Linked DNA regions of Homo sapiens: region 1 is linked to region 2. A link is a contact called in ENCODE Hi-C or POLR2A ChIA-PET data. All regions are on one chromosome and are shown on one strand. Each heading gives the region's core, a stretch centred on a gene start or an enhancer-like site at or near the end of the contact. The rest is flanking DNA. Distances are from core to core; before and after follow the strand shown.

Region 1 (5,883 bases), core at 2,547-5,046, 520 kb before region 2:
CCACATCAGCTCTGTAAATGTATGGCAACTTATGCTAGAGCTTACAGCCATTATGATATGGGGAAGAGAGACTTGCAAAGTTCAGCCAGGGGACCTTCCAGACTTCACTCGAGTGTGATACTTGAACAGGAGGAGATCTTTGTACTGCTAGCAAAGGGATGCTACTCTATAAAAGGTCTTTAAAGGAAAGGAGTGGCCTACCTTATTTTTTTCTTGCTTCCATTTCAGTTTTTGTTCTGGAGATGAATTGCTCTAGAACTTAGTGTCCTGTAACTGTTCCATGTATTAGAACTCTCGCCCATTGCCTTTGGAGCAGTGTGGAAGAATGCTTGTGATTCAGTGTTTGGTGGGAAAAGCAGGAAACAAATTATGTACACCTTATTACAATTGTTTCATATTAAAAACAAATGCATTAGTGAAAGATTAGAAGGGAATATACCAGACTACTGTAACAGAGATTTTGTTAGGGTACTACATACTTTCTCTTTTAATTTTTCTATAATGTGGTTATATTGTTTTTATAATGAAAAAGACACAGGGTTAAAAAGGAAATTTCAGTGTCTGACATGCTTGGAGAAGATTCTAGAGCACTTCTAGATTTCTAGAAGTACTTGGACCTGAGATTTCGTCTGCCAAGCCAAGTACTAGCATTCAGTTCTATAAAGCAAGTAACAGTATCCTTTACTTCACTCTTAACAGTTTCTTTTTGAAAAAACAGACTCCAATGTAAAAAAAAAAAAAACAAAACTCTTTTCACTTCTAAGTACCATTGGACAAGGGACCCCAGTGATATAACAGAAGGGCATTGGTAACCCCATTTCTGCAAGATGGGATGGAACCATTCTTTCCTCCTGATCCTACAATAACCCCAACTCTTCTTAGAGCCAGTGATTTCTTCTTTTAGATCTATTAGATGGGAAGATACGGCACTCTCCTGTGTGTGTGTTTGCATTTCTTTTAGCAAGAAAAACTGCAAAAATCCTTCCCAAGAATTTCCCGTTTTTCCTATTCTGCTTGCATTTTTCTTTTCGGCCACGGGGTGCGCGCAGTTGAGCTATTTTGGCTCAGGTTCCAGATTGTGAGGTCAGAGACTAGGGATTGGAGGAGAAGATCAGGTGACTTTCAGTAACAGAGATGGCGGTCCTCCCATCTCCACCCCTTCCCCCCCTCATCTTTCCCCACCCTTTCCTGGCTTCCACCTCAGGAACAAAGAAGGGAAAAAAACAGCAGTATGACGAAAACCAGCAGCTGTCTCTGCAGGCTCAGGCTGGGGGCTGGGAGTTTATTCCATCTGTTCTCTTTGTTCTGCTCTTACCCTGTTACTTCCCTTCCCAACCCTGAATAAAACAGAATATTTCTAGAATCCTTTGTTATGGAGAATGGTTTAGAATTCTGCAGTTTACTCAGTATTTATTTAGGTTAGCGTGGGTGAGATACAGCAGAGATTAAAACTGATCTGGAGCACCTAAAAAAAAGATGAAGGTACTTTGCCTTCTCATTCAGTCTTAAATTATGAATACCTATTTAATGTCAGATTTGTGACAGGGGATTATCAACTATTATTTCCAATTATCAAAACATTATTTCCATAATGCCTAATTGGTATTATCTTTGTTTTATAATTGAGAGATATAAAAGAGAATTAATATGTCCTTTGCTTGTTAAGATTTTATAGCAAGTAAACACCAAGCCAGAATTTGAGCCTAGATATATTGGGCTCAAATCCAGCACTTAGTGAAAGGGAGTGGCAAGAATGCAGGCATGTTGAGAGAAACCTCAGGTGCTTGCTTCCAGTGACTGACAGTGTAAAGTAACTGTGCTAGTGCTTCTTGATTTTTACCAGTGATTAGTGTCCTGATTTCTTCAACAAATAAATTTCAGGGGAAAAAATGAGATGGAGAGGAACATATAGATTAAGAGGGAATTTTAAATTTTATCAACCAGTACAGTATATGGAACTTATTTAGATCTTGATCCAAATGAACTATACAAAACACTTGACAGTTGAGACAGCTGGAAATTAGTGTGATAATGGTTTCATGGCATTTTTTAAAAAGTCATCATCTTTTAGAGATGTGTACAGAAATAATTGCGGATCATTATGGGATTTAGAAGTGGGGTGTAGATGAAACAGAATTGGTCACGAGTGGATAACTGTTGAAACTGAGTGATGTATGCATGGGGATTAATAATTGTGTTTTTGAATGTTTAATTTTTCCCATAATAAAACATTTTTTAATCCAGGAAAAGAGTTTTATTTCTAGTACCTTATTTTAATGCCTTTTCTTCTGCCCTCTAGCCTATTGTTTCCTTGCATAAACCTGTCCTCTTTGCTGACATACCTGAGTCCTTGTTTGGGATAGTGCCTGTCCTTCCAGTCCTTCCCCACCCACATCCTAGAAGCAGACCTCTTTTTAGCACTCCCTAATTGAGTCACCATCCTGGGTGTGCTGGGAAAGTATCTGTGGGAAACTCAATGACTATATTATCTGAAAGACCAAATGCTTGGTGAAGTGCCCAGATTTTTAATACTGCTTTTCTGCTACCCTTCCAGACTTATATCTGTCCCCTTCTTTATAACTCTCAGCATCTGGTTCTTCCTTTGGGATTCTGTGTGGCTTTGTTCTTGTCCTTTAGGTTTGTTCATTAATGCCAGTTTGCCCTGTCCCTCCTTACAGCTTGCACATCTGTAATGGTCTAGTTCTGTGGGATTTTGCAGATAGTTGTATATTTTGGCCAAGGTATCAGTGATACGGTTACCTTTGGGCAGGGATAACTGCTATTCGGTTGGCATGATATTTTTTCCTTCTATAATGTATACCTTAGTGATTGTTTTAAAGTGCTGAATTTATCCCTTATGTATATTACAACCATGAAGAATATAAATCAGAAGTCCTCCATTTGGGCAGCTTCTTATATTAACACTTATATTAACATTAAGACCCTCTTACTGTCTCCTCTTCCCAGAATTAGAGAGTTGATGTAGTGCTTAATAGACATGGCTTATTGTATGCTAGGTGAACTTGGCAATTCCATAGCTATGTTACCCTCACAGAAAGTTATTTCCTGGAGAGATTATTAAGTGTTCTGATCTTTCATATATGCCTGAGAGATCTAAGATTCTTCCACAAAGACCCTATTTCTTCAGAGAAAACTATAGTGATGCCAGAGTCTTTTTTTTTTTTTTTTTAACAACTTGTGATTTTTGTGCACCTGTGTTGTATGTGTTGCCATTATCTCACTTTAGGGACGTTGGATAAACTGGCGTATTTGTGCAGCCTCATTTAAGTAGTGGCAACCATTAATGACTTGTACCCACAAGTTTTTCCAGATAATTTCTGTTTTTTCCACCTTTCTTACATGTTCTTTTTTAGTCATAGGTACTTGGCTTACTCAAGGGAGGTGTAGCGTAAGATAAAGATAATGGAGGGTGTTCCCTGTAGAATAGGTACAAATGCTGCAGGCTTTATCTTGGGCAGAGCAAGTAGGGTTTTGGTCCTGAGTAAGTGAGTGAGGTTAGGTGGAGCTGCCTGTCTTCCAGCCGTGCGGATACAACTGACTCAGTCCGTGTTCTCAACAGTTTTTGAAAAGCCCATTTTTCTATCCCACTTACTCCCACCTGCAGTTCTTTAAGAACGTAGTTTCCAGGATGTCAGGCAACTCCCCACTCCTCCATTTCCTGTTTGTGGTCTTCATTGAGAGACGCCTTAAACAGGAATTCCTGGGGAAGTGCAGGCTATAGCGGTGGGATTCCGGGGGTCATTAGTCCATTATTGAAGCTGGGGAATCATGTACTATAAAAGGACCTCCCTTCCGTTCTGTTGTCTCCTAGAAACTATTACTGATCATAACCAAGCAGTAACTGCAACTCAGGGCTGTTGACTTGTGCCCTTTGTCTTTAGAGACTGAAAATTATTTTCCCTTCTTGTGCCTCAGTTTCTATTAGTTGAATTTTAGAGCTCAACATCAAGATTTGTGACAAAATTAACTTGGACTCTGTAGGACTGATTCGTTTGAAATGCAAAAGTAGTGAAGAACATAAAACAGACTCCCTATCTTGGCCGCCAGGGGGTGCCCTTTCCCTTCGCTTTACTGTCTGGCACTCCCCACCGCATTCAGCCATTTTAGACAGATTGTTTTTGCTCCCAGCTAACTCCATTTTGTATTTGTGACGCAGGAATAAAAAAAGGAGTTAGGCAAAGGAGGAGTCTGGTTTGCAGAGGGAGGGAGACTGGCTGAGGCGCAGCTACGTACTCTTTTACTCAGCAGTTGCTCATCAGGGACACACCTTGCTGCAGGCTGCCTGCATCCTGAGCAATCGATGCCGCAAGTCCTTGCCAGCGGAGCACAGAGCAAAATGGTTTGGCTGCCGGACACCTACTAACAGTGACAGAGTGCTAGCTTTTGAGGCAGCAGGCCAGGGCATCCCCTCTGCCTCATCTAGACTCTAATCCTGGGTTTAGGTGTTTTTGCTACAGAGATGTTTAGGGCAGTTTTCTTAATTATAGGATCAGATAAGAAAAGATACCCCCAAAAAAAGAAGAAAAAAAGGAACCCCTTTCACTTAGCTGTCTGGGAAGAATCAAATGCCCCAAGGACTCTAGGGAAATGGTCCTGAATTTTTTTAAAAAATGTTATTTTTGAAACCGTGAAAAAAATGCACGCACACATACACACATATATGTAAAGAGACTAGTATGAACACCCCTATGTCCATCACCCATTTAAAAAACTTAATCAACAGCTAGTCTTGTTTCATATACCTGTATCAACTTTGTCTTTGCCACCCATTATTTTTACATGTATCCTTGTTCATATTATTTAATCCTTAAGCAGTTCAGAATGTGTGTCAAAAAAATTAGGACTTTTAAAAGAAGATAATTACTACCATTATCACATTTAAAAAATTCTTTATCATCAGATAGCCAGTTAGTATTAAATTTCCCAAATTATCTTATGATAGTTGTTTTTTTTAATAGTTCATTTGAATCAGAGCCAAATAAAGTCTACACATTGCAGTTGGTTGATGTCTCTATAGGTTCTCTCTTATGCTCTTTTTTATTTTTTATTTTGCAATTTATTTATAGACTTAATTTCTTTTAAAAAGATCTCTGCCAGGCGCGGTGACTCACGCCTGTAATCCCAGCACTTTGGGAGGCCGAGGCGGGCGGATCACGTGAGGTTGGGAGTTTGAGACCAGCCTGGCCAATATGGCGAAACCTCGTCTCTACTAAAAATACAAAAATTAGCCGGGCCGCCTGGTGGCGCATGCCTGTAATTCCAGCTACTCGGGAGGCTGAGGCAGGAGAATTGCTTGAACCCGGGAGGCGGAGGTTGTGGTGAGCCAAGATTGCACCACTGCACTCAAGCCTGGGTGACAGAGTGAGACTCCATTTCAAAAAATAAATAAATAAATAAATAAAAAGAAGATCTCTCAGGTTGGGACTGAGAAGATACAAAGCCAGACTTCCCTTCTTGCCAGAGCAGAGCCTCTTCTTTAGGATTTCCCACAGAGGCTATTGGTGACCAAGTGAAGGAGCAATGCCCTGCCACCTTCAGAGGGAGAAAGGGCTGGACTCTTACTTTTCTCCTGACGTGATAATCTGTTACCCAAAGTCTTGAGAAAAGTTTGCACACTGCCGTCAACGGAGAACATGGTCATAGAAGTGGGCCTCACCCGTTCTAAGAATTAAAGGAGAGCTTTTAAGCTTTGGGACAACTGTGTTTGGCCACTGTGTAATAGCTGCATCCCTATGGTGATTCTAGAGTATCAGCTTTTTTTTTCCCGAATACTTTTTTTACTTAAGTAGCAGCTTTCTCCCTGGTAAGACTCAATGAATTAACAGCACTTCATGGACTTTTACAGAAAGAAAAAATATAATA
Region 2 (5,869 bases), core at 2,833-5,332:
CAATAGTTATTTTCTCTCATCCTCTCTCTCTTCCCACCCTCTACCCTCAAGTAGGCTCCAGTCTCTATTCTCCCTCTTTAGGTCCATGAGTTCTCATCATTTAGCTCCCACTTATACATGAGAACATGCAGTATTTGGTTTTCTGTTCCTACATTAGTTTGCTAGAGATAATAGCATCCAGCTCCATCCATGTTGCCATAAAAGACATGATCTGGTTCTTCTTTATAGCTGCATAGTAGTCCATGGTGTATATGTACCACATTTTCTTTATTCAATCTGTTATTGATGGGCATTTAGGTTGATTCCATGCCTTTGCTATTGTGAATAGTGCTGCAATGAACATTTGTGTGCATGTGTCTGTATGGTAAAATGATGTATATTTCTTTGGGTATATAGCCACTAATGGGATTGCTGGGTCAAATGGTAGTTCTGATTTTAGCTCTTTGAGGAATCACCACATTGCTTTCCACAATGGTTGAACTAATTTACACTCCTACCAACAGTGTATAAGTGCTCCCTTTTCTCTGACACTTCATCAGCATCTGTTATTTTTTTACTTTTTAATAATAGCCATTCTGACTGGTTTGAGAGGGTATCTCATTGTGGTTTTAATTTGCATTTCTCTAATGATCGACACTGATGTTTTTAAAGAGTTGTTTTACAGTATATCCCTCAATTTGGAATTTTTTGTTGTGTTTACCCTTGGTTAGATTGAGGTTAAATATTTTTGCAAAAATACCACATAAGTGATATTGTGTTCTTCTCAATGTATCACATCAGAGGGCATATGATGTCATTTTATTCCATCACTGGTGATATTAAGTTTGGCAATTTGGTTATAAAATGGTGTCCATCAAATTTTTCAGTTGGATAGGTACCTTTTAATTCTTTTTATAATTAATTAGTGATCTGTGGAGAGATTTGAAACTACGAGGATATGCTATTCCCAAAACAATTTTATTAACCATTGATTTCCAACATCCATGAATGATCCTTGCCTTGAATAAATACATATTTGTATATATATATATAGTATAAGTGTATGTGCATACGTATATCTATATGGGATCATGAGACTTACACTTTCAATACATTAATACAGATATCTTTATTTTCCTCCCCTACTTCATATTTTGTATTTTCCTTGTCCCAAAGTGAGAAGCCTTAGTTCACAACAGCATCAATATATTTACCCATCAAAATAAATCTCAAGATATACATTAAAGAATTTTGGAATTATTACACTATTACCTAAGTGCTAATTAACTTTTTTGAAAATCCACTCAGGGAGGCAAGAGAAATGTACTTAGTCGCATATTGAATAACAAATTCTTTTTACCCAATGTTCTTTCCTTTAAGACTCTACATTTTCTGCTTATAAAATTAGTTTAGATCAAAATTGATTCTAACATTAATGTAAAATGTATTGTTTATTTTTATTCATCTTTAAGTCATAGGTTTAAATGTTTCTGAAATTGTTCTGATGATAATTTTTTCACTATTTTCAACTTCTTTTAGAAAAAAAATACCTTAACTAAAATATTGGAGCATCTCTTCTGATTTGTTGCTTCTACTATTGTACCCAAAGTTCAGGTAGTTTTAAAATTTTAATATTGATAATATTTATTGTAATAGTAATTTTAACAGGCAGGTTAATATTTGGGGTCACCTCTAATTTTCATTCATATATACCTTTTAAGCCTGAAAAAAAAAGTCTATTTTTAGGAGTAGGTGTATTTTGAAACATTGAGGTCACACCTGCAGTTGTAAACTTTAGTACTATTTTAAAATTTTATTCTTCCATTGTGTCTTTTCATGCTTTTAAGGTTTCTTATTCATATTAGCAGAAACAGGATGCTTTGGTGGATAGAAGTCCTTTTTAGGCAGCTCAGTTTATTGCAGCTGCTCTTGATCTCCCATCTGTTGCTTTAAATGAGAATGCCTCTTATTGCTCAACCTGTGCATGTGCGTATAAAGTTTCCTTCTCCCACAGTAACACAAGAAGCCATAATATAAACCAATACCACTTATAGACTGGATTTGTAGTACACTCTTGTTTAAAACAGATGTCTTTCATCTTCTTACTATTCATGCTTTTTTTCATATTGGTAGAACAGGCTATGGATGTCTTTCCAGGAAATCTGACAAGTGTTTGGAAACGTCTCAATTTAATCAAATAGAGACTATATTAGAGTGATAATTCTTTCCCTTGATAAGCACTTATCAATTTCTCCTTTTTATAGAAAATTCAGTTAACACCAAAATCAGTACCTACATTTTTATTGAAATTAATATCTATTCAACAAAATTTTGTTTTAAACCTTAAAACAGAAATGGTAACTTTTATGTTAAGTAACTATGCTATTATATTTTTATTCTATGTTAAGACCCATAGAAGAGTAAATGAGAAAATAGCTATAAGAAAAGGAAATACTAACTGGGCTGGTTGACTTATAAAACCAAATGTGCCCTGGGATGGGTCTTTTTTCTGAGAGTGGTAAGATTGTTTGCTTGGGAAAGAATTTTATTTCACTCTCAACTTGCTAGAATTGATTTTACACTGTAACCCATACACCTGAACATACAGTAAGACTCTGAAACAACACTTGAACAAGGTATTTCCCCTATTTTTTCTTGCTATTTATCAAGATCTGTACTTACAAAGCAACTTAAGGTTTCCTCCTCTGAAGCTGGATGTATGTAATTCACAGTAACTTAATCATCACTGTGTAAAATAGTGTAAATAATATACACAGACTAAAAGTAATAAACATACCATAAATTTTCTGTATTTTTAGCACTCTGATAGTTTATGTATTAGGCTTGGAAAAAATAAAAAACAAGAGTTTTCATCCTAGAATTCCCACCACCTCTTACCAATTCCTAAATATAGTCACACTTTTCATCTTCCAGAAACTGAGATCAGAGTAGCACTCTCGGCTAAGCTTCCTGGAATATTTTTGGCTAACAACATAGTGCTTCCTTAGTATTTCTTTCAGTAAAATATACCCTGTGGAAGTTTTAGTAAATATTTCTAAATACCTATATATACAGATACTTTAAAAATACCTATTTGATTACAAGATGTGTTGGAAAAAATGCTTGGAGAAATTTAAACATATTCGTAAATTATTTTGAGTAGAAGCGAGAGATCACTCTGAAAATTCTAAATTTTTCCATTTCTCTTTAAAAATAGGCAGATCTCTCAAAAAAACCACTTCCTGACGCCCCAAATCTTCAATTTGTGTCTTTTAAGTTTTAAGTCTTAATCCAAAGAACCCTTTACACTTTATCAATAGCATTTTCCTCATCTGCCACCAGGTGGCAGGTGGATCCACTTTTCGGAACGCGACCCCGACCCCGCCCTACCGGAAGCTGTCATGTAAAGGAAATCTCTCTGGCCACGCCCAGAGTTCAGCACCATGGCCACGGACAGCGACACCGCCCAGTTCGGTCCCATGACTCGCTGCAGAGATTTTCACCACACAAAGGAAATGGCCAATCCCAACTGGTTCCAAGGGTCGCGTGACTGGCTAATTTACAATGCCAGAGGTGGAGGGGGGTAGGAACCCCTTGTTTTGGGATTTTTAGCCTGGAGGAGGAACAGACTGATATTAAATAATACACCATATTGCAAAATCCTGTGGTTGTTTTTCTCTCTCTACTCTCCAGAATCTCAGTGACTCGTAAATGCTGTCTTGCTGTACAGGGTAAAGGGGCTAGATTACCCAACCTCCGTGTGTTGGTTTATTCCGACAAAATGCGTAAGACAGCAAAGGCGGTACAAAAGTCAGTGTGCGTTATGGCGGCCAATACCTCGGCTTGCACAAAGCTGCCTGTCAGCTTTCCTAAGACACCAGCACTGGGACGGACTACATTTGCTTTTTCTCGATTTCCAATTAATTAATCTCGGAAACACAAACAGCAGCTGATTTTTTTGTTGTTGTTGTTCGCTTGAAATTACTATTTAAGGCAAAGACACTGGAGTGAAACACGAGTGTGTTCTAGAAGTAATGGTTTAGTTGTTATCTTCAGTTGCTTAGCGACTAATTAGACAAGAAGAGAACTTGTGGGTGGGGATTATTTGCGTTTTAGAACGGCAGAAACCAGGGGCAAATGAAAATGAGTTCAGGGGCTAGCGTTTAGAATCAATCTAATTAAATCTCAGTGCTGGGGAAGTAAGCAGCGCTAAAGAGGAACAGTAGGCAGTTAAGGTTCACAGGTGGGTTAAATTAAGCCGAGTTTTTGTTGTAATTTTTCCGTACCATATGGATTGCTTTCTCATTCCCCGTTGTTTTGGCGGCGACAAATTCGGATCTTTAACCAGCAGAGGGCGAGTCGACTGCATTTTTCAGCCCTCAGACACTCCCTCTTCCTCCCTTCTCTGCCCCTGGGAAATTAATTTACTAAGCTCTTCAAATACAGACGAAGCTGAGGAAGGTGTTGTGGAAGGCGAGCAGCGCGCAGGACTTGGCAGAGTGCCCGCCCTGTCAGCCTTGGATGTGTGGCTGCACCGCACTCCTGACGACACGGATCTCCTTGCTTGGGGCTGCAGAGGGGATTGCAGGGGTTGTTGCAGTAGGAAGCGGGGATGAAAAGCACCCCCATGCCCAGACGCCATAGATATTTAGGATCACTAGCTTCAGAGAACTGAGAGGGCCAGAGGTAGCCTAATAAAATGAATGTAAACCATGAAGTTGGAAAAGAGGAAAGAAACCGTTTACGTCTCAGGGCCAATACTCAGTGAGCTGGAACAATAACCAAAAGGGAGGGGCTCTGCTCTGGCTTTGCCTTTCTGGGAAGAAAAATTGGAGGATGAGGAGTAGGGAAAGGGAGAAGATGAGGGCAAAGACTAAAAGTTTGGCTGAGTCATCTTTAAAAGACAAGCAAAGCAAGCCAGCCCAAGGGAAGAGACAATGAAAGCAAGCCTGCCAGAATGCATTGCAGAGCAATAAAGCATGCTGTACAAAGTTAATTTATTGTTGGGCGGAGCCCTCCTCATTCTGGAGGGGCATACCACTTGCTCCAGAGGGATGATTTACTTTGTATTGTAAGACTTTGTAGAATCCCCCTGGCAGGCAGCCAGAACTCCCATTAATTCAGCATGTCCTTTCTCCTTCACATATTTATGTCTCAGAATTCGTCTAACTCGGTTTCAAACTAGTAAAATTAATTTTTTCTGGAGGCACTAAACTAAATTTTATGCAGTATTGCATTTTCTCTCCTTCAGTCATTAAATTTCTGTAGTGCTTGTGTTTAAAGGACACCATTTTATTAATAAATTCAATTCATAAGATAGTATTATATTCCCTTGGAGTTGGTATTGGAGAGGACAACAGTAAGATATCTTAAGATAGATCAACACTTTTCAGAATGCATGATTTGACTCACAGTTTCATGGCCAATTTTACAGATAAATTGCACTGTCATGGTGTTTTGCAGCACACCTGTGTTTCTGTAGCATTTCCCCTGTAAAAGAGCACTTGTAAATTTCCAGTGCATACACCCAAAATTTATTCATGTTGTTTCAAGATCCAAACAAGTGCCTAGTAGTATTGGCTAATATAATCTCCCCATAGAAACAAGAATTATCTTTTTAAAACCTAAGTACTAAGTCAGTGAGCAGGCACTTAATGAAAGAGAATATCCAAATAGCCAATAAGCATATGAAAAGGTTTACAACATCCTTAACTGTTAAAGAAATGGAAATTTAAGCCACAACTAAAAGCCTGTATCCATCCAAGAGCATGGCTAAATAAATAAATAATAAAAGCTGACATTTTCAAGCCTTGGAAAGGATGAAGCAACTCCAACTATCACACAGTACTGGTGGAGTGTAAATTGTTACAATCACTCTGAAAAGCTGGCA

What was found. A loop is a pair of places that touch in the nucleus more often than their neighbours do. ChIA-PET counts read pairs that join two places held with the same protein, here RNA polymerase II (POLR2A). Pooled maps may share reads with other maps.
Region 1: a map of MCF 10A shows a loop between it and region 2 (6-fold over the local background). The contact joins the promoter of DIAPH1-AS1 here to the enhancer-like site in region 2. A Hi-C loop is called at or near these places in 1 of 168 maps with a recorded cell type or tissue (MCF 10A) and 4 of 50 pooled maps. POLR2A ChIA-PET finds 5 or more read pairs at or near these places in 1 of 52 experiments (MCF 10A).

The regions. Positions count from the first base shown.
Region 1 is chr5:141,556,224-141,562,106 of GRCh38, reverse strand. DIAPH1-AS1 (DIAPH1 antisense RNA 1) reads right to left here and starts at 3,796. Exons shown (of 3, transcript NR_038333.1): 1 at 3,620-3,796; 2 at 202-305. The region is part of intron 18 of DIAPH1 (diaphanous related formin 1); the gene reads left to right. RefSeq lists enhancers at 3,911-4,205, 3,966-4,818.
Region 2 is chr5:141,038,829-141,044,697 of GRCh38, reverse strand. No RefSeq gene overlaps it. Among named protein-coding and RNA genes, the nearest start is that of PCDHB1, 9.6 kb to the left of the region's middle. RefSeq lists enhancers at 2,679-4,082, 3,278-4,212. Within about 2 kb of position 4,082, at least 14 of the 41 ENCODE cell types and tissues checked have a DNase peak (open chromatin) inside an H3K27ac peak, as active enhancers do.